Linked DNA regions of Homo sapiens: region 1 is linked to region 2. Evidence: read pairs that join two places in POLR2A ChIA-PET (ENCODE). Cell type or tissue: GM12878. All regions are shown on one strand. Links, peaks and the distances in the headings refer to the core of each region. The heading gives the core; the rest is flanking DNA. Region 1 overlaps LOC105369705 (a long non-coding RNA gene). Region 2 has its middle 31 kb from the start of BHLHE41.

What was found. ChIA-PET counts read pairs that join two places held together with the same protein. Peaks named below come from ENCODE experiments on the same cell type or tissue, not always from the same donor. Only the 100,000 strongest peaks of a DNase experiment are listed, where the experiment ranks them.
Region 1: POLR2A ChIA-PET joins it to region 2 with 23 read pairs; 2 of 35 experiments call an interaction of 5 or more read pairs at or near these places.

Annotation. Positions count from the first base shown.
Region 1 is chr12:26,294,819-26,304,905 of GRCh38, reverse strand. LOC105369705 (a long non-coding RNA gene) reads right to left here. Exons shown (of 6, transcript XR_007063249.1): 3 at 6,481-6,641; 4 at 3,713-3,783; 5 at 1,053-1,296. Among named protein-coding and RNA genes, the nearest start is that of ITPR2-AS2, 19 kb to the left of the region's middle. In GM12878, for the core only: no CTCF peak of the experiment used is centred there; DNase peaks (open chromatin) are centred at 5,386 and 5,745; H3K4me3 peaks cover 297 bases; H3K27ac peaks cover 597 bases.
Region 2 is chr12:26,150,834-26,160,920 of GRCh38, reverse strand. It overlaps a transcript of SSPN not described here. Among named protein-coding and RNA genes, the nearest start is that of BHLHE41, 31 kb to the right of the region's middle. In GM12878, for the core only: no CTCF peak of the experiment used is centred there; a DNase peak (open chromatin) is centred at 4,520; H3K4me3 peaks cover 1,336 bases; H3K27ac peaks cover 2,461 bases.

The DNA of each region.
Region 1 (10,087 bases), core at 1,031-9,030, 140 kb before region 2:
TTTTCCAGATATGTGCATTGAAAATATTTTCTCCTGTTTGTGGCTTGTGTTTTATTTTCTTTTTTGAAGAACAGGTTTTAATTTTATATAAAGTCCAATTTATAATTTTTTGTAGCTAATAAAGTTAATATTTGTGTAAATCACGAAGTATAGATATCCATTTGTTTTTAAGACTCTAAATAGCTTAGTATTTATAATTGGTCATAGTTCAGATAATAACAAGCACAGGACAAAAGCCAACAAATGTGCATTTCAAAAGCTTAATTACAAAACAACATATCTTAAACCAAGAGTTTTGAGGTTTAGTAAATGGGTCACAGGTGCAAAGTAATCATTTTCTAAAGCAGAAGATGGCACGATATATCCATGTGTCCTATCCACATTGTTTTGCATTTAAAGCCTTGAGAAGGAGTCTTCTAGATGGTTTGCTTAGCATTTGTTTTTCCACCTGTTGACTCCTTCCCAGGAAGAGATTTGAAACACATGCTGCTCTAGTAATCTGCTTACATGTGACTAAGGCTGTAGGATAGCAAAGTAACTACAGGCTAACAAAAGTAATTTTGTTGATATTTATTTGAAAACGCAGATGAATGGCAGTTTTGAAAATAATGTAGAAACATGCAGAAAAGTGACCTTCTAACCCTGTTATGTTGGACAGAAGCATGGTGCTTCTCTACACCTTGCTAATGTATAGGCAGATTAGGGACAGACAGCGTAAGAGATTTCATAAACTCAGCTGGTCATGAACATCATCAGTCTGTGCCCTGGGTGTTAGAGGACCTATGTTTGAATTCATCTCACTTTGACTTTCAGTGAATAAATTACCCTTTCTGAGTATCTGTGTTTTACTTTGTAAAGTAGGGATGCTACCTTTGATGTTTGTTGTAATCACTAAATGATATAACACATGAGGAAACATCTAATACATGGCCTTGTCTTATCTGCAGAGGGTAAATACTCGATAGATGTTTGTTGAATCTGAATAAGTTGGATGTTCAAGGTTGTTATTTAAACCAGAATATTCTATTAAAGCTACCACAGGCTGTTAGTACCTTATCTCAAGGTAGCCTTTCAGACTTCTCTGTTACCTGGCCAGGATCCTCTGGGAATGTACTACCAGATAGTCACTTTTGAGCAGGAAAAAAAAAGTCCTATCAAAAAATGAAGAAGAAAATATCAGACATAAGGTATTTCCCAAAGTGGTTTTCATCTCTTGGTGGGGTTTCACCTCTGGAGTAGGTTTCACACTAGGCTTCACACTTGGGCAGGCAGAGTAGATTATTTTGGCTGGGTGACCTTGGAGGGAGAGAAAAAAAAGCCATAAGGGAAACATTAATGAGAAAGAAGCAGAATGCAAGGTCAGAAAGTCAATGTTTTCTTATTTCACATTTAGCCCTTATCTTAGATCATTAATGTTTCAACAGATTTTTCCACGTCACAGCTGGAAGACCTAACATTCTGCTGGATACTATAGACAATTCAGAAACCAGTGTCTATTCTCTGCAAAGAGTAAGCCAGATAGATATAAAATAGTGATTCAGGACCAAAATGATTGACAGACCATGAGCATTTTAGAGTTCAAAAGGAAGCGATATGGAGAATGGGGCTGCCCATGAAGGGCTTCAAAACAAGGGTTAGAAATATGATAGATGTGCTCTCAGGGATGGTGAAGGGGAAGGATTAAACCTGGAAGGACACAAAGGAAACAAGTTTTCCCTGGGTCTTTAGGCCTTCATAAGTCTCTGTTCTAGTGTTACTCTACCGCTGTTACCCTTCTTGCTCTAATAAGTTGCTTTCTCCAAAACAAAATGGGTAAACTTGACATTCAACATTATGCTCCACTCTGATATCTCCAGCTATCATGTGGGTTCTTAAACTTAAAAAAAAAGTGCTATATTATTTTTCAAGTTCTCCTTTCCCCTACAGCCCTGGCATGAGTAACTGGGTGTGTGGGGCTGGAGGTAAGATTGAAGGGGTGAATAGGCATGACATGATTTCAGCAACAAAGACTTCGCTTCACTGAAAATTGTGTCTCTCCTGTGACACTGACCCTGTGCTTTCGATAAAGTTTATGGGTTTGTCTTCCAAAACTGATCATTTACCAGAGCCTCTCTCATCTCCAAATCCATAAACACATTGAAACTTTAAGATTGGACTCCACTTAGACTAATAACCTAGACCTCCTAACCCACAGGACTTCTAATAAGTAGCACATCAGCTCCTTCAATATCTACCTAGTGGGATCAAAGTAGAGGTTGTAGTGGAGCCATTGTGGGAACATAGTGGGGGTGGGGAATAAAAACACAGGCTTGTATCATCTGAAAAGACTAAGCCCAAAGAAGGAATGGAGGAAAAAAGAGAGTGTGAACATGAAGGAAGGTTCACTAAAGATACAGACAAAAAGAGCATTTTTAAGACAAGAGAATGAAATCTTACTGTTGGCAATACCCGTTCCTCATAGACAGGCTCTATCAATTTGCCCACTTTAGGGTAGCATTTGGTTGACTAGCCCCTCGTCTATGCAATACTTTCTTGTTGCTGGTATAAATCACTACTCTGGGTATATTATCTTTTGTTAGTTTCCATCCCCACTGTAGAACCTGAGGGGACAGATAGAGAACAGCAGCATAGGTAATGGTGTAGAGTTGAGATTAACCATGGCTTTGGTTGAGAGATCAGGTTTATCAATGTGGAAGACTCATGGGGAGAAACAATGGAAGACTCATTCATTAAGCTGATACTTGCAAAGCCCTCACTCTGTGGTAATACTACATGGAAAGACAGATAATAGAGAGAAAAAACTGAAGACACTGAAAAGTCAAAAAGAAGATAGAAGTGAATACATTTCCCTCTGGATCTAGGTAGTAAAGATGAAAGTATACATGTTAAGGAGGCCAGGTGCGGTGGCTCATGCCTGTAATCCCAGCACTTTGGGAGGCCGAGGTGGGTGGATCACGAGGTCAGGAGATCAAGACCATCCTGGCTAACAAGGTGAAACCCCGTCTCTACTAAAAATACAAAAAATTAGCCAGGCATGGTGGCGGGCACCTGTAGTCCCAGCTACTCGGGAGGCTGAGGCAGGAGAATGGCATGAGCCCAGGAGGTGGAGCTTGCAGTGAGCCAAGATTACACCACCACACTCCAACCTGTGTGAGAGAGCGAGACTCCATCTCAAAAAAAAAAAAAAATTGTATACATATTAAGGAATAAGTAATCTCAGGCAAACACTGGAGAGTCATTCATGAAAACTTGTACTGAGAATTCACTACCTGTCAAGCAGCTTTCTATGAGCTACAGAGGGGCTGTGCGATGAAGGAGAGGGGAGTGGGAGACAACAAGGAGTAAAATATAAAACCGACAGTCAAAGGGTTAAAAGCCTATGGGAGAATCAGATAAATAAATAAGAAAGTACCCTAAAACTTAAAGTATAATAATAATAATAAATAAATAAATTAAAGAAAAAAAAGTGAGTAAGGCTGACTTAGCTCCTGAGAGCTGGGAATTCAGAGACACTAAAGTCCTGGTATTCTAAAAAATAAAGTGATCCCTCTTGCTTCCAAAAAAAAAAAAAAAGAAAATAAAAAAGAAAAGTATAATGTTCCAAATGCCGTAGTAAAAATATATAAATCCACCCAGAATTCCCCTTCCCATTTCCCCCCAATCAGGGTCCTGATGTTGGCATGAGACCTGCTTTGGCTGAAAGTTTAACCACCTTTGAAGTTCAGTCCTCAGATTATCAGGCTGGGCTCTGTCTCTTCTTGCAGCTTCAGGAGATGAGGACTTCTGCATGAAAACAACAAAACCACTGGCTCTTCCACTTAGCATTCAATTATCTGTTACTCAGATATTTGTTGTGTTTCTGCAGGGCATCAATGGCCTTAGCAATCAGTATTGAGGAATATCATTATCCTTTTAGCTATAATTTCCTTTGTATGCCTCAGAAACCTGATACATCATACCCTCTAGAGCATTCTTTGCTATCAGTACACCTTCCCAGTTCACCACCAGTAAAAGTTTAACCATCAGATCAACACACTGGGCCAGGGGCTATCTGTGATCCACCTTCCACCAGCAATGGTATCCAGTACCCTCACTGCCAGCTGGAAATGAAACTCTAACTTACTGTGTATTTCCTAGGACTACTCTTAGATTGGGTTCTCTAGAAGGAGACACTAAGACACATTTTGGGGTCAAGCCACATATTATGGATGAACACGCATAAAGGAAGAACAAAGAAACAGGATTAAACAGAGAAAGCTGAAGATGACAGGTAGCTCAAGGGCTAAGATTCCAAGTCAACAATCCTGCAGTGGCTGAAACAACCAGGCCTTTAGACCCACTTTTCTCTGGCATGGATGTAGACCACTCCTGCAAGGATGCAAGGCAAGGCAACTGAGGCAGACCCTGAAGAAGATGACAGCTGGACAATATCAGCTGATCACACTGTCCACAATTGGGTGGCAGGTCATTCCTTGAAGGGGGATCTGGACAACGTACCATAGGCCTGAGCTAAGACAGAACGCAATCAGGAGATGATAGTTGATAGACAGACAGATTGACAAATGGATATAGAGATGTGTGTATGCATATATATATACACACACATATGTATACTTGCAGACCAGAGAGAAGAGGAAGGAGGAGGGGGAGAAGGAGAAAAGAAATTATGGAATAACATTAATATTACTTATAAATCTAGAAGATTAATTTGCAAAGATCAAGGATTATGTGGCTGGATATTTGAAGAAAACAAAGTATTTGGACATACTGGCCAGGAGAAATGTTTTAAGCCTTCTGACAGAATTTTAAAATCTCCCTAATGTTGCAGATCAGTTGGACTTTATAGTGTAAATTTACAGAAGGCCAGTCCCATAAGATTTTGGTCTTTATCTCACAGCCTCATATTGTCAAAGGCAGGTCCAGAGAACATAGTGGGTGCACACCATGGTTTGGGGGTGGCATGATAGATGTGGCTAAGTGCCAAATGGATAAATGTGTCTAGGATGATGGGGACATTGTTGTAATTGCTGACCACGGACTTTAAGTTGAATGGGGCATTGAATGGAGTCAGAAGGGCTCCTATGTCCTGGTGTGACAGAAAGAAATGATAAGTGATTTAATCTAGCAGAAGGGTAGAAGAGGATTTTTAGTTCTTATGAGTGAGTGGAAGAGAGAACAGATGGGGAGGTTTCAAGAGAAAGATGAAAGGACAAATTTGAGATCTTGATTGGGACATCTCCCATGAAAAGACCCAGGATAAAGCTATGCAGGTGGAAAGTTGGTATAGATCCGAGATGAAAGCTGTTAAAATTACATAAGGCAAGAGAATGTGAGGAATGTCACCATCATTGTCATCAAGATGCTTTTAGTAAAGCCTGGAATAATCAGATTTGAATTTCAGGTTCTGCACAGAGCAAGGTAGTAGATGCTATATCTGGCCACTAGGAATTTACAATCTGCCCCCTCTGGGAGGAGATGAAAACCAGTCTCCCCATTCCTGGAAAAAAGACCTCACTTGTTTTTTGCAAACTGAGAGGAACCAGGAAAACATTTTGGTTACAAGTATTAGCCTAAAATGCTAAAATATGTTGAAACCTACTTTGGCGGACTGAGGGACAGAACACATTTTTAAAAACAGACGTCGAATGGCTTCTTCCTCTTTCACTTTCTGCCACAGTGTCTGCTAGGCAAGGAAAATGACTCATTAATAAATTTAGCCCTGGAGGCCTGACTCAGACTCATTCAGAAACCTCTTAACAACCACCTCACCCAATCTTACTCTACTTTAGCTAATGATATTCTCCAGCTTAGGCTGTCAGAATTATGCCTTACACATGGGTAATGGGTTTTATAGCTTGTACTAGAAGTACGCTAATAGTATGAATTCACATTTTAGTGATGTTAAAGCTGAATGAAGTGAATCACCTTAGGCTAAACATCGAAGAGAAGATGAGATCATACTTCTTATCCCCAAAATAGCAAGTGTCCACAGCAAAGCACTTAGCTCTAGAGCAGACACTCCAGTTGATAGGTTAAGGTCTGAACCCAGTGACCTCACAGAAATAACTACTACCAAATTTGAAGAAGTGGTAGCAGCTCTTTTAATGAGCAATTGAAGGGTAGAAATCATTTCTTATGAAATTTTGTATTTTCTGTTCCTAGCACAGAACTTGGTAATAGATATTCAAAGCAGATGTTTGTTAAATGATTGAATAAATGAAGTATCTTAAATAACAATTTTTTGGTGATCACTGTCATCCCAGAGAGGAAATAAGAAAATGCACACTTTCTAGTTAAGGCAAACTGTGCAGTTCTCAACAGTGAACTGTGCTCAGATCTAAGTATCAAGGATAAAGAAATCTATTGCATTGCAGCTCTTCAGTATCCTTGATCTTATTCTTTTGATTAGTGTTGATGCTAATATCCATGTAGTTTCTGGAGCAGAGGTAGGGGAGGAGCTCAACAGGATTTCAAACAGACCTCCAGCTTCCTGGCTTGGGCTCCCCAAAGCTTCAACTTTTTATATTTATCATCGAAATCTCAGAAGTTTCTATGGCATCCTCTGTGGTGTTAGTCCAGGTAGAGAATCATTGTGTATCATTGAGAAGTCAAATCCAACCAATTCATATTTACTGGCACATCTATAAGAAAGTAATTGAAGAGTTACAAGGTATAGGCTTTGCCTCACGTGTTTTAATCTACCTGGGAGGAACAGATATGAAAAATATGAAAAGATGACAATAAAAGCTGTTAATAGCAATTCAAGCTAATAAATACTTGTCACAGGGCAACATATGACATTCATCTCCCCTTTTCTTGATTCCTACCAGACCCCAACTTTATTAAAGTATCCACTCCTCCTAGGTGATGTGGGGGAGGTTCAGGTGTAGGTCCTAATTAGTATAAGACTTAGCATGTTCATTCTGATTGAGCCAACATTGGTGACATGCCCACTGCTGGACCAGTAACGGTTGCAATGCTACTGCCAGCAATGGGCATGCGACTGATGTTGGCTCAATCAGACTGAAAGGAGAGACTGAGTCACTGCCTGGGGAGAGAGTTCCTGCTCTCTGCCACTAGGTATAAACAAAGAAGTATGTTGCCCTAGCTGCTTTTGACAGCCATCTTATGCCCATGAAGAAAGCAGACATAGGATGGCAGTGTGGAGAAAACATGGAGCATGTCCTAACTCAAATCAACCTCGGAGCATGTCCTAACTCAGAGCTCTTGCTGTGCGAGATAATAAATTTCCCTTCTTGCTTAAGGTGGTTTGGTGGGGGATTTGTTTCCAGTAGGATCTTGAGGAGACAATGACCAATTGCCAAATGCGTGGGCAGATAATAATTACTGTGAGAGTCCAGAATGAGAAGAGTTCACATCAGGCTAGAGTGGTCAGGACAGCATTCAGAGAAACAGACGCGTTAAGAATGAATAGGGTTTGTACAGAGGAAGCGGCAGGAGAAAAGCATTCCAGTCAAAAATCAGAAGATGGAGGGAGTTTTAGGAGCAGAAAAGGAGTAGGGAGTGCAGAGCTGGGAAGGCAGTGTCAGAAAAGACCTTGAACTCTTACCACATGAAAGTACCTGGAACCTTTCTATTTAGGCAGGAAGGCTTTAGGGGATCAAATTTTAACATGAGGTTTGAGGGGACAAACACCCAAACTTCAGCAATGGCTATACCCCATGGTTAGCACTGAGGTTGTTTTAAGGGAAGTCAAATAAGAGGTTGATATATATGCTATACAAAGAGCTGTTTGAAGTTGACAAGAAAAATGCAAGCAACCCAATAGAAAAATGGAGTAAATGGTTAACCATCATGAAAGGGTGCTTGAATTCCCTAAAATTATGGAGCTGCAAATTAAAGAATCAGTGAGGCCGGGCATGGTGGCTCACGCCTGTAATCCCAGCACTTTGGGAGGCTGAGGAGGGCAGATCACAAGGTCAAGAGATCAAGACCATTCTGGCCAACATGGTGAAACCCCGTCTCTATTAAAAATACAAAAATTAGCTGAGCGTGGTGGTGCACGCCTGTAGTCCCAGCTACTCAGGAGGCTGAGGCAGGAGAATTGTTTGAACCCGGGGGGCAGAGGTTGCAGTGAGCCGAGATCGTGGCACTGTACTCCAGCTTGGCAACAGAGCAAGACTCCATCTAAAAAAAAAAAAAAAAAAAAAAAATTAGTGAAATGTCAATTTCTATGGCAAAAGTTAAAAAGAACTCTACTACCTAGTATTGGTGAGCATGTAGGGAAAACTGTACTTTTATATATTACTGGAGAAAATATGAAGACTTACTTGCAGCCTTATTTAGTGGAGGCAAAATGACAACGTTTCTTAAAATTAAAAATACATATAGCCTTCACGCCAACCATCCACCTCGGTTTTAATGTTATAGAAATCAAACAGCAATACAACAAGACATAAGTACACAGATATATATTGCAATGCTGCCTGTATGAGGGGGAAGAAATGGGGAAAAAAGAGAAAACTCTTCAAAAGAAGAGAGACTGAATAAATTACAGAATATTATACGCCATCACAGTCATTTGGTGCTGTTGTCAGTTGACATGGAAAGATTTACATGGGGAATAATGATGGCTTAGATTTGTCTAGTGCTTACTGGGTGATAGGTGTGATTTCAAGTTCTTTACATATATAGGCATACCTCATCTTATTGCACACCACTTTACTTGCTTCACAAGTACCACATTTTCCCAAGTGGAAGATGTGTGGCAGCCCTGCATGGAGCAAGTCTATCAGCACCATTTTTCCAGCCATGTGCTCACTTCCTGTCTCTGTGTCATATTTTGGTAATTCTCACAATATTTCAAACTTTTCATTATTATTATATTTGTTATGGTGATCTGTGATCTATGATTTTTTTAAAAAAAATTTTTACTATTGCAGTTGTTTTGGGGCATCACAAACTGGACCCATTTAAGACAGCAAACTTAATAAATGTTGTGTGTGTTCTGCCTACTCCACCAACCGGCTGTTCTCCCATTTCTCTACCTTTCCCTCTATTCCCTGAGACACAAAAATATTGAAATTAGGTCAATTAATGACCCTGCAATGGCCTCTAGCTGTTAAAGTGAAAGGAAGAGTCACACATCTCTTACTTTAAATCAAAACCAGAAACAACGAAATTTGGTGAGGAAAGCATGTCAAAAATCAAGATGGGTCAAAAGCTAGGCTTCTTATATCAAACATTTAGCCAATATGTGAATGCAGAAGAAAGGTTCTTGAAGGAAATTAAAAGTGCTACTCCAGCGAACACACAAATTATGATAAATTGAAACAGCCCTATTGCTGATATGGAGAATATTGGAGTGGTCTGGAGAGAAGATCAAAGCAGCCACAACGTTCCTTTAAACCAAAGCCTAATCCAGAGCAAGGCCCTAACTCACTTCAATTCTGTGAAGGCTGAGAAGAATGAGGAAGCTACAGAAGAAAACGTTGAATTTTGCAGAGGTTTGCTCATGAGGTTTAAGGAAAGAAGCCCTCTCCATAAACTCACAGAGCCCAGAGTTATAGGGACAAGAAGCAGAGGTCTCCCAAGTGGGTCACTGGGAGTGATGGGAAGCAAGGCCATTCTTACAGCCACACTGTGTTTCCCAGATCCATTTATTCTACCTACTGGGGCCACAGCACAATACGATGGTCATTGATTTATGGCTGCTATTCTTAGCAAGGATTCTCCAAGATGATTAATCCCGAATGCCCTAAGGCATCCACTCTACAAAACGGATTAACTTTCTGCCTAAGAGTCTAGGGTAGTATTAGCTGTGGACCATCCTTGGAAGAAATAGGATAATGGAGAAAACAGTTATGCAAATCATTTTCGGTATGCCTTAAATCTCTCATGGAATTCTGATTTAAAAAGATAGAAGTTGTATCCCATATCCTACAAGGCAGCATCTCATCTATACAAGGTAATATCTCCAAGCAGGTACTATGCTTCTGAAAGACCATTTCACCATTCTACCTGGCTAGTAACTAACTTCTTGATGATGCGTTATGTGATAAGGCCAGGAGATTTTATGATTGTATGTCCACTGTCACATCTTCTTTGCTATAAAACAGTCATTCTC
Region 2 (10,087 bases), core at 806-8,805:
GGCCAGGCTGGTCTCGAACTCCTGACCTCAAGTGATCTGCCCCCCTTGGCCTCCCAAAGTGCTGGGATTGCAGGCGTGAGCCACCATGCCCAGTCGACTTTGATTTTTTTAAATGCTCACTCACACTGCTGTGTTAGGAATAGGCTGAAGAAGGAAAGAGGGCTTCATGAGGCTCATAGGATAAGATGAAAGATAATAGTGGTTCTGACATGGGTGGTAGCAGTCAAGATAGTAGATAAGGGAGACTAGGGTGATAGCAGGCTATGAGTAAGGAAGAAAAATGGTTCAAGAACTACCAGAGACAAATTGTATCCTACAAAGGAAAAATTCACACACTCCACGTATATTGATATTGTTTATATTGAATATTGCTGCTTGCATAATTTTTCAAAGTGACTGACAGCATTTGATGTAAAGATAAGTTTGCCCTGGCTGTTACTGTAAAATAGCAGAGTGATTTCTCTTGAAACCTAACACACTGATGTTATTTGTGTGTTCAGATTGCAGTGATTACTTTGACCTGCAAAGAAAAAATGCAAATTGACTTTAAAAATAAATTGGAAGCCCATTTAAGAGCAAAAGGCCATTTGGAGGGACAGGGGTAAATGAGGAATATAAAATAAGTGTTCATTTGTACACAAGGGCATTTTCCTGTTTTCTTTATCTTGATCAAATATTAAATATCATAGACAGAGTCACCCTATGTTATTGGATTCTCGCTTTGAAAATAGAGTTCTACCTATCTCTTGTAGCCTGGACCAAACAGTGCAGTGCCTGCTCCAACCAGGACAGATCTGGTTCCAGCTTCTCACCCCTTCTCCACTCCCCAGACCTTTGTGCTGAAATTTCCCAGTCTTGCCCTCAGTGGCTGATAGTGCTTCAAGGAACAGGTTCACCCAGACCTGCAGAATCATCTACAAATGCTCATCAAGAGGCAGATGTCACAGCCAATCCCCTTCATGGTCCAGACTCTTACAGAGAGGATCCCTTCTCTAACAAGGGATCCTGATCAAGGGCCATCCATTCATTTACCCATTCAATGAATGGATACTGTCTCCCAGGCACTGGGCTTGGTACTCAGGATGCCACTCAGGGAGCATTTGCTGCCGCTCGAATGCTAGAGGTGGGCTTTTTGTTTTTATTTTTATTTTTTTTCATTCAGCCAACATCTGCCTCTTTGTAGGTCCTGCTTCCATTTGGGATTCTGTCCTCTGGAGACGAATATTAAAAAATCATACCTATTCCTGCATTCACACATCAGCCCTTCTGCCTTTGAAAACATAACCATTCTCATGAATGGGTGCAGATTGAATTCTACTTCTTAAAACATGAGCCACCCTGGAACAGCTTCTGCCATCATCCAGAAAGACAGAATCAGTGATGGCTCAGTGGGGCATCCCCCTTGCACTGTTCTACCTGCCCCACCTGTGGGATCTTCATCTGAGTGCACACAACCCATCTTTCCAGACCTCCAGGACACTATGGGCTCTCCTGATGTTCTTCTGGTGGCCAATCTTTAGTCTGGTCATGCTGCCTAGGCATCTTCCCTGCCTGTTCCAGTTTACTCGTTTTTCCCACCATTGTTTCTAGGGTATTAACCAAACTCCTGCCTGCATGACTAAATTAATTTGCTGGGCAGAGAGTTTGCCTTGGGGCCCCTCTGTGGCCTTAGATGACCCCTTCTTCTGCCCAGGACATGTCCCAGCAGGGTCACACCTCTCAGCCCTTCACCCTCTGTCAATCTGTCACAACCCATGGCTGGTTCTGCACTCCAGGCAGCTCCACCTCCTCTCCCCATCCAGCCTGGCCAGGGCTGAGTAGAGCCAGGCTCCAGCCATGGGCAGAGGTCCCTTTCCTGACCCCAGAGCTGGTCACATGGCTGCTGTGCCCATGAGGAGTCTTAATGAAAAGCAACAGGGCAAAGGAGAGCATGGCCTAACCTAGCTCCTGACCAGCTGTCTCTGCTGCTGTCAGTCGCATTGGAAGGTATCCTGACCCCAGATCTCCTCCTCTGTGCTTCTGAGCTTGACCACACAATGGGCTCTACTGGCAAGAGCAGGTAGCCAATGTCCTGCCCATGGTATGAGGCCAACCTTGTACTAGCATTCAGCTGAGACTCACAACACCTTGCTTTAAAGGAACCACTGTGTGCAGCTGGCAAGCCAGAGACTCTTAGACACAAAGCTAAAAGGGGTTCCAGGGGTCTGCTGCAGGAGCAGCCCTGCCCTGAGGCACCTCAGCTGTGTGTGTGCAGCAACCCTCTACCCAGCCTTCCCCAGCCAGGACTCATCTGCCTCTTCTGGTTTTCAAAAGAATTGCTGCAGACTATTCAGAGTCGACCAGCAAAATCAGAGGGACTTCCTGCAGATCCTGTAATGCAGGTGGTAGGAGTTCCCGTCACTCAGAGCCTGAGGTGCCATGACCAAGCAGTCAAGCCTTCTCAGTTCCTACCAGGTTGTTGTCTGGGGAGATGGATGTGGCTAGGAAGGTTGAGTCTGTTTACAGAACTTGGGCAGGCTAGGCCCCTACGCTGACATATTATGGGGAGGAAATGCCCATAGTGGGAAGTAAGGATTCACAAATTCAAATGAATCAGAAAGAAAGGAAAAGGAAAGAAGGGAGGAGGAAAGGAAGACAGAGAAAGAAAAGAAAGGAAGGAAGGATGGGAGGGAGGAAAAGAAAGAAAGAAGGAAGGAAAAAGGAAAAACAGAAAAAAAGAAAAATACATGATGAAGTGGGAAAGAGCTGAACAATGCATAGGAGTTAGCATTTAAGATCATCACATCAAGCTACATGAATTAATATCCTACTTGTGTCTTTTGAAATAATTAAAATCAACATATTTTCTGCCTCCTAAAACAAAACCTATTCGCCATTTCTAGTTGCCTTGGATTTGGTAATCTAAGGAAAAAAAAAAGACAAAAGTAATTGCTTCTTTATGATTACTTTACCACAGGTCATAAGGTAGATAATGAGATTTGTGGGGTTTTCCCTATAAAAATACTTTGAATCCTAAATAAAATGTTAAAAGGAGAAATGAGCACATTGCCCATCTGGAACCAAGAAATAGCTGATTTCTTCATAAAGAGGCCATATAATGGTCAAGACATTGATTTTTGTCCCATAGTTTAGGGTTGCCATAGTATCACTGAGTCACTTAAATCTAATCAAAAGCTGGGAAATATTAATTTTGTCAGAGCAGAATGAAGCAGGGGTATAGAATATAGCCATGAAGTGTCTAGACACAATTAACAGGAACTTCAAAGTCACCTTGACCATTATTTCTAGTGTTTTCAGCCTAGCGCAAAAGTCTGGGTATGTGTGAGAATTCTCCCAGATTTTTTTTTAAAAGAAGCAAAATTTAGTCATCTGAACATCCTGAGAGTGTCAGTGTGGCATTGATAATTGTGAGTACAGTATATCCAGTGTGAATTTTTGTAGGCCTGAGGATGAGTTGACCCAATTTAAATGGACCAAAGTTAATTCACTCCAATTTACTCAGAAATGCTTATGTATAAAACCAAGACTCCAGGGTCCAAGAATGAGAATGTATTTCCCAGTAGTCAGTTTACTTTATTAATGGTATAGAATTAGCCATCAAAGAACTGCCTTCCACATGATCATTGTATCCTAGACAGTTGCAAACAAAAGAACTTGCAGTAAAATCTGCAATCACTTAGTGAAGTCAGCAGCCGCTTTTGTTAATTATTAGCCAATACAAAGTTAAGGTGCTATGAATCTGCACCCGGAAAACCCTACCACAAACAAAACAGCACTAACAAGACGGAGCTGAATGCCATTCATCTGGAGACCAGAGTTGTTTTTACTAAACATGAAAAAACATCTGAAAAGAGCTACCTGTATAGAACAAAGTAAAGATCCCTGCTCTAAACCTTTTCCCCCAATACATGATACCTCAAATTTACCATTAGAAATGTATTTGTTTAAATGAAAATGGTACAGTGTTCCACACACTAGATTTGGAGTCAGACACCTGGATTCTAAAACTCAGGCACCACAGGCAAGTCCTCAAATGCTACGGGCCAGTTTCCTCATATGCAAAAGGGTGATACACAAACCTATGCTATAAGCCTCACAGGGTTGTTTTTCACGTCCAGCTATGTCTCGCTGTGTCCTCTACAGCAACCGTACTTCCTGCCAACCACCTTTACAGAGTGTGTCTTCCTGAGCTGCTCTCTATATTTGTCCCTTCTAAAAATCATTTTCTATGAAACTTCCGTCGCAGTCAGCAATGTGTCAATTGTCTGGAATCTTTCTTGTCATTGTCAGGGGTTTCTCCACATCACGTTTCACTGTCAGTGAACATTCCAGGCGATGACCAGTGGAAGAATCCGCGGGCCTTTCTGAGCTACTCGGTTGCTTTGTTTGTTACTCAGCCTTGATGAGGGACCTCTTCAGCCAAAGCAAAAACAGGTGGTGTGAGGCTAATTATCACTCTGTGGTCCTCCCTTTCTCATTTCCCCTTTTTGTCTTTCTAGTCATGCTTTATTTGCATCTTTACCCCACCATTCGAGGTAGATGCCATCTCTGCTCCCTCACACCCAGGCTTAGCACTTCCTTTCCCAAGTTCGAATGAAAATACTGTGGGCTTTCTAACGCTGCAGACAGCGGTTCTAATCCTGGCTCTGGTATTTGTGAGCTACGTGATTAACGGTGACTTCTCTGAACTTGTATCTCCTCATCTGTGTAAACGGAAGTCATGTCTACTTCACGGAGTTCTGGTGTGAACTAAAGGAGATTATATTTGTGCATCTTAATCACATAAGGTGGCCAAAAAATATTAATTTTCTTACTCCTTTAGATATGCTTTCTTCCTTTTGTTCTTTGTCATGTCTTACTTTCATTCTAAGATTCTTTACCATCAAAGTTCTTTGAACTTTTCTTTCTCAATCCCCTCCCAATCTTCTTCATCATCTTTTCTCAGCCCTTTGAGCAAGCACTTCAGCTGAATGGTTACACACAGGAGCTTTTGTCTGAGAGAGGTGAGATTCAGAACTCAGATCCTCTACCTGCCAGCTCTATCACAAGGAAACTTCTGACTTGCCCTGTTCACTGGGGCTAACAACAGGGCTCACCGCACAGGTTGCTGTGGTAACAATGCAATGGTACCTGGGAAAAGCTTAGCAAAGTGGGCTTCATGTGCAATAAGTGGCCATTAATGTTAGCTCTATTTTTTGTCCCCCTGATTCATTATTAAATCTTGCTCTTTCCTTCACATTTATCATGAATGATTTGCCTTCATGTTCTTCTAACTTCAAATTTCCTCTTTCAGATTAACTCTTCCTCTTTCCGCCAAATTACTCTCTGGCCTACACACATATTAACAAAACCAACCAGTGGTCATCAGTCTATTACTGAGGTGCCTAAAGACTCTTTTTTAAATGTTAATATACCTATTGCTTTTGAGGCTTTCAGGTTGTGTGCCATTACCATTTAAGGGTAACGTGAGGGTCACTTTTATGTTGTTGAAGGTTTGATGATCTTTCGCTCTTTTCCTCTGTCCACAACACCATCCCCTTCCATTTTCAGATACGTGCTCCCATCTTTGTCATCTGCGGCCCTCCTTTCTGTGTTGGTAATTGTTTCTTCTTTAATTTTCACCCTCTCATCTTCTAATTCACCTTTCCCTGATTAGTCTGGACAAGTAACTTTAACTTGTGATTCACTATTATTTCATTTACCCAATTTAAGAAGAAAGAGGTGTTACCCAATGGCCTTTCTGTATACCACGAATACACTAGTTGTAACTTTAAAAGCAGCCAACTGACAAGTTCTTCTCATTTGATATTCATAGAACATGGTTTTGCTTTTTTTCCCCTAAAAAGTCGATATTCAATAAAGAATAGATGTCCTCTAGTAGTCTGATAGAGATCTAGATATCACTCCTAATACAGTTTCCCATTATAAAAATTAATCTATCCTGAGCTCCACAGATTGTTTTCTCTGTCATTACACTGTCATGCCCAGCTTCCTCACCATACACTACCATCACCATCCCTCAAACCCTGGGCCCAAACCCCACTACTTTCTCATATAATTCTGGTCCAGGATCTGATGTGGCACCATGTTACTGGGCCCAATTCTACTCTGCCCTAGACCTCTCTGCCCCTTAATCTGCATTCTGATCATACACAAACAGAAAACACTCCAGAAGATTCATATTAACAATAATCGAATGTACAGTAGATACTGGGTTCTCAGCTGAAATGTTTACCTACTTATCTCAGTTAATCTTTATAGGTACCATTTTATTCCCATTTTATAAATTAGAAAGGTTAAGTAACTTCCCCAAAGTCCCTTAATTAGTCATTCCCTAAGTCATTTAACTAGTGCCAGAACCTGAAGCCACATTTGTCTGATTCCAAAGCCTGTCTCCTTTCTGCTTAGTGCCCCTTAAGAGGAATTGGTGAAGGAGGCAGGGAGGATCCCCCTGAAACTCTACAGAGTTTCACCAAGGCCCTGCTGCTAAGATTTCAGGTGTCATACTCTAATGCAGTGTTGATCTGAACATGGAAATCTATCTTGCATCTATAGGTTGTTGCTCAGTGCAAGGCTCTGAGCTAGGTACTCTGTGCAATGGTGAATAACACACATGGTCTGTCCTCAAAAAGCTCACTGTAGAGTAAAGCAGCTTGGTATTCCAGATCAACCGAGGGTGAGTTACAGAAAATCTTCATGAACCCTGTCATCTTTTGACATATCAGGGACCTAAATGAAAAGTGAAAAATATAGAAATGGGCCTTTTCATAGTACCTTTTTGAGCAACTGCTCGGGTTCAAGAGAAATATGCCCAAGATAAGGTTTTTGCCATAGGTTTTTTTGCACATATCTGCTCTAAATGTAACCACTACAAAAGCAAAGGATGAAAGTCTTTCTGAGGCTACTCCAAGTTTTTCCACAAGGGGTACCCCATGACTGAGTTCTTTCATTGAGCAGAACAAATGTTCAGAGGCACTGGACTTCCTTGCCTTTGGCTGCTTCAGGAATCGTAGCTCATAGTTCTGTTTCTGGGCTCATCCATCAGGAGGGACCATAAGGTACTAGTTCTCCCAACTTAGACTTTACTATGAGAGCTAAGCACACCCACAATATTCCTGATGATTGGGACCACTGGGATATCAGCTACTCAGCACTCAAGAAGGACCAGAACCCAGAATTCGTGGAAGACCTTGCAGACATGCAACAAGAGTCCAGAAGTTCCACCACCTACAAAAACGGTTGTGCCCTTCCAACCACACTGACTGCAAGCCTCTGTAATCACATTTTCTAAAAATAAACCAAGGCTCAGAATGGTGTCACCGCCAGTTCTTCTGTTTATTCATTATTCATTTATGCACACATTCATTCAAAAAATATTTAAGTACTTAGTGTGTGGCAGGCACTATTCTAGGTGATGGAACACAGCAGGGCATGAGTCATTCAAGGTCACTGCTCTCATGGAGCTCAAATTCCAGGAGAGGAGAAAGGAAATAAGAAAACAAATAGATAAAATACTCTTAGACAGTGATAGGTACTTTGAATACTCCAATAATAATGAAGATTATAATAATACTTCAATAAAAATGATGATGATAATATTAGCAGCGAAACTTACATAGATAGTGCTTAATAAGATCCAAGTAGGGTTCAAAGTGCTTTACATATATTAACTCGTTTGATCCTCACAACCCTATGAGAAATGTGTACTACAGCACTTCCATTTAACAAATGAGAAAACTGAGGTTTAGAGGCTAAGTAATTTGCCTGAGTTTCTGAGAACAAGGGAATATGACGGAGAGTGGTGATATGGGCAATGGGGCTTACTTTAGATAAAACAGGACAGACTTCTTTTAGGGGATGATACTTCAGCTAGAACCTGAACAATGAGAAGGAGCCAGCCTTGGAATGCTGTGGGGGAAGAGCACTCCTGGCAGAGGGAACAAGTGCTACGGCCCAGAGGCAGCTACACAACAGGTGTGTTTTAGGAAAATAAAGATGGCCAGCATGGCTGGAATGAAGTGCTAAGTCAGACAATGGCAAGATGAAGTTGGAAGGGAGGCTGCAGCCAGATAAGATAGGCCCTTACTGGGCATGGTAAGAGCTTGAGTCTTCTTCTAGGAACAACAGGAAGACGTTGAAGGGTTTAAGATGGGAAGTGATATGGTACATACATTTTAAAAATATGACTGCCTCCTGTGTGGAGAGTGGACTATGAGACACAGATAAGGAATGAACCAGGGAGAACAACTAGAGGCTATTGCAGGGATACAGGTGAGCAGTGAGGGTGATGAGAACAATTGTTGCAGTAGGGAAGTGGTCAAGATATGTTTTGGAGGTAGAGTCTGCATGATTGGCTGTTGGATTAAAATACAGTGATAAGGGAAAGAGAGATGGCATTTATAATTACTATGGTTTTACCCTGACATAGTGACTTCTAAGAGCCAGTTCTTAAATTTTCAGGAATTTTGCAAGACAGTTGCTAAACATAGCCATTATTAAAAATTAAATGTTATAAATTTATAATTAAATAAATTATATTAGGCAAAAGTAACGCATGCCTAAAACTTATCACTTCCTAATTGTTTTACTTATACTACATTTTTATTGTTATCTATGATCTTGAGGTTATTGATGGTTACATATCTGTTTGGTGGAAATATTACATAATGGTAAGCTGCTGCATATCTTTCCTGCAAGCAGTGGCCTCACATCGGTTGCTTTAAATTAGCCACGGTGGGAGTATTTACACCATGGAAAAGAGCAAATGTGACAGATCAGGGCTTCTTCACTTACTGTTTTGTTGATTGCCTAGAATGAAGAAAATGATGAGGGAAATGTCAATAATGCAGATTAGACTTAAAAGTGTATTGTCTTTGTAGTCACTGAATTATGAATAGCACAAAATATTGAGAAATTCTTCTTTCAGGATTCAAAAGTATTATCTGGTGTGACATCTCTTTCCCCTCCTTCTCTCTTTCAATCTAGGGACTAAGCATTATCCAAAAGCAATGGTTAAATTACCGCATTGGATGAGAAAAATTCTAGTTGCTTTGTTTTGTTTTTATTTTCTACCACGCAGGGGCACATGAGGAAGATTAGACCAGGTATGGACAAAATTTTAAGATATATTTTTTTTCTCCACATGTGGCATAGTGTGTTAGTAAATTCTGCAGCCCTGTTACAAAAAATTTGTACTAGATCCTCCTGGACCACGGTAACCTTTATGCATGCTGAGGGTCAGGTCTTGTCATGCATAGGTAAATTAGATCCTCTGCATGAGCTAAACTGCAAGCTCCATGGGGGCAGGGAGCTTTGTCTGTTTGTTCACTGATTTACTCCCAAGAACTCTGAATAGTGCCTGACACACACTAGGTATTTAGTGTTGAATGAATAAATGATTTGTTTTTCATTGCAATAGCAAAAAATGTATGTGAAAGGGTGCCTCAGAAAAGCTTAGGACCCAATTGAGGATTTTAAGGGGGCAGTTGTGCTGGGTAACAGCAAGAGAAAAATAACACAATGCATGTGATTTTTTTTTTATGGTTGAGAAGAGATCTAAATAGGGAAATAATGCCAGTTCTAATCTAAATATTTTGGAATGAACTGTAACTTCCTTCAGTTTCTCTCTAGCCTCTCCAAAAGGATTTAGCAATGTTTGGTGGTTTTGCCTGGGTATTTTAACAAAAGCTGATCTCATGCTGGCATTATAGCACAATTTTTTTTTTCCAAGAAAACCTGCTCAAAAGACTAACAGGGCACTCAAGAGTTCTCTGAGAGAAGGAACAGTCATAGAAATATTAAAATATAGACTTGCCCCTTTTTTTCCCTAAGTTCCACCCGAAAATCCCACCAAAATGTGCCATTCCAGTGTCTGAAAAGCAATGCAGAAGAATTTCTGTATCTCAAAAAATTCTGGAAATGATTGTTACAGCAAGTCATTTCTCAACCACTGTTCACACTGGCCGATGAATAGCATTCTTGAGTTCTCCAGTGAGCAGAGCCAAACAAGTGACTTCAGACTTCAAAATCCCAGGAGTGATTCTGGCCTGGCTCTGACTTTCCCAGAGGCAAAATTATCCTCCTGCAG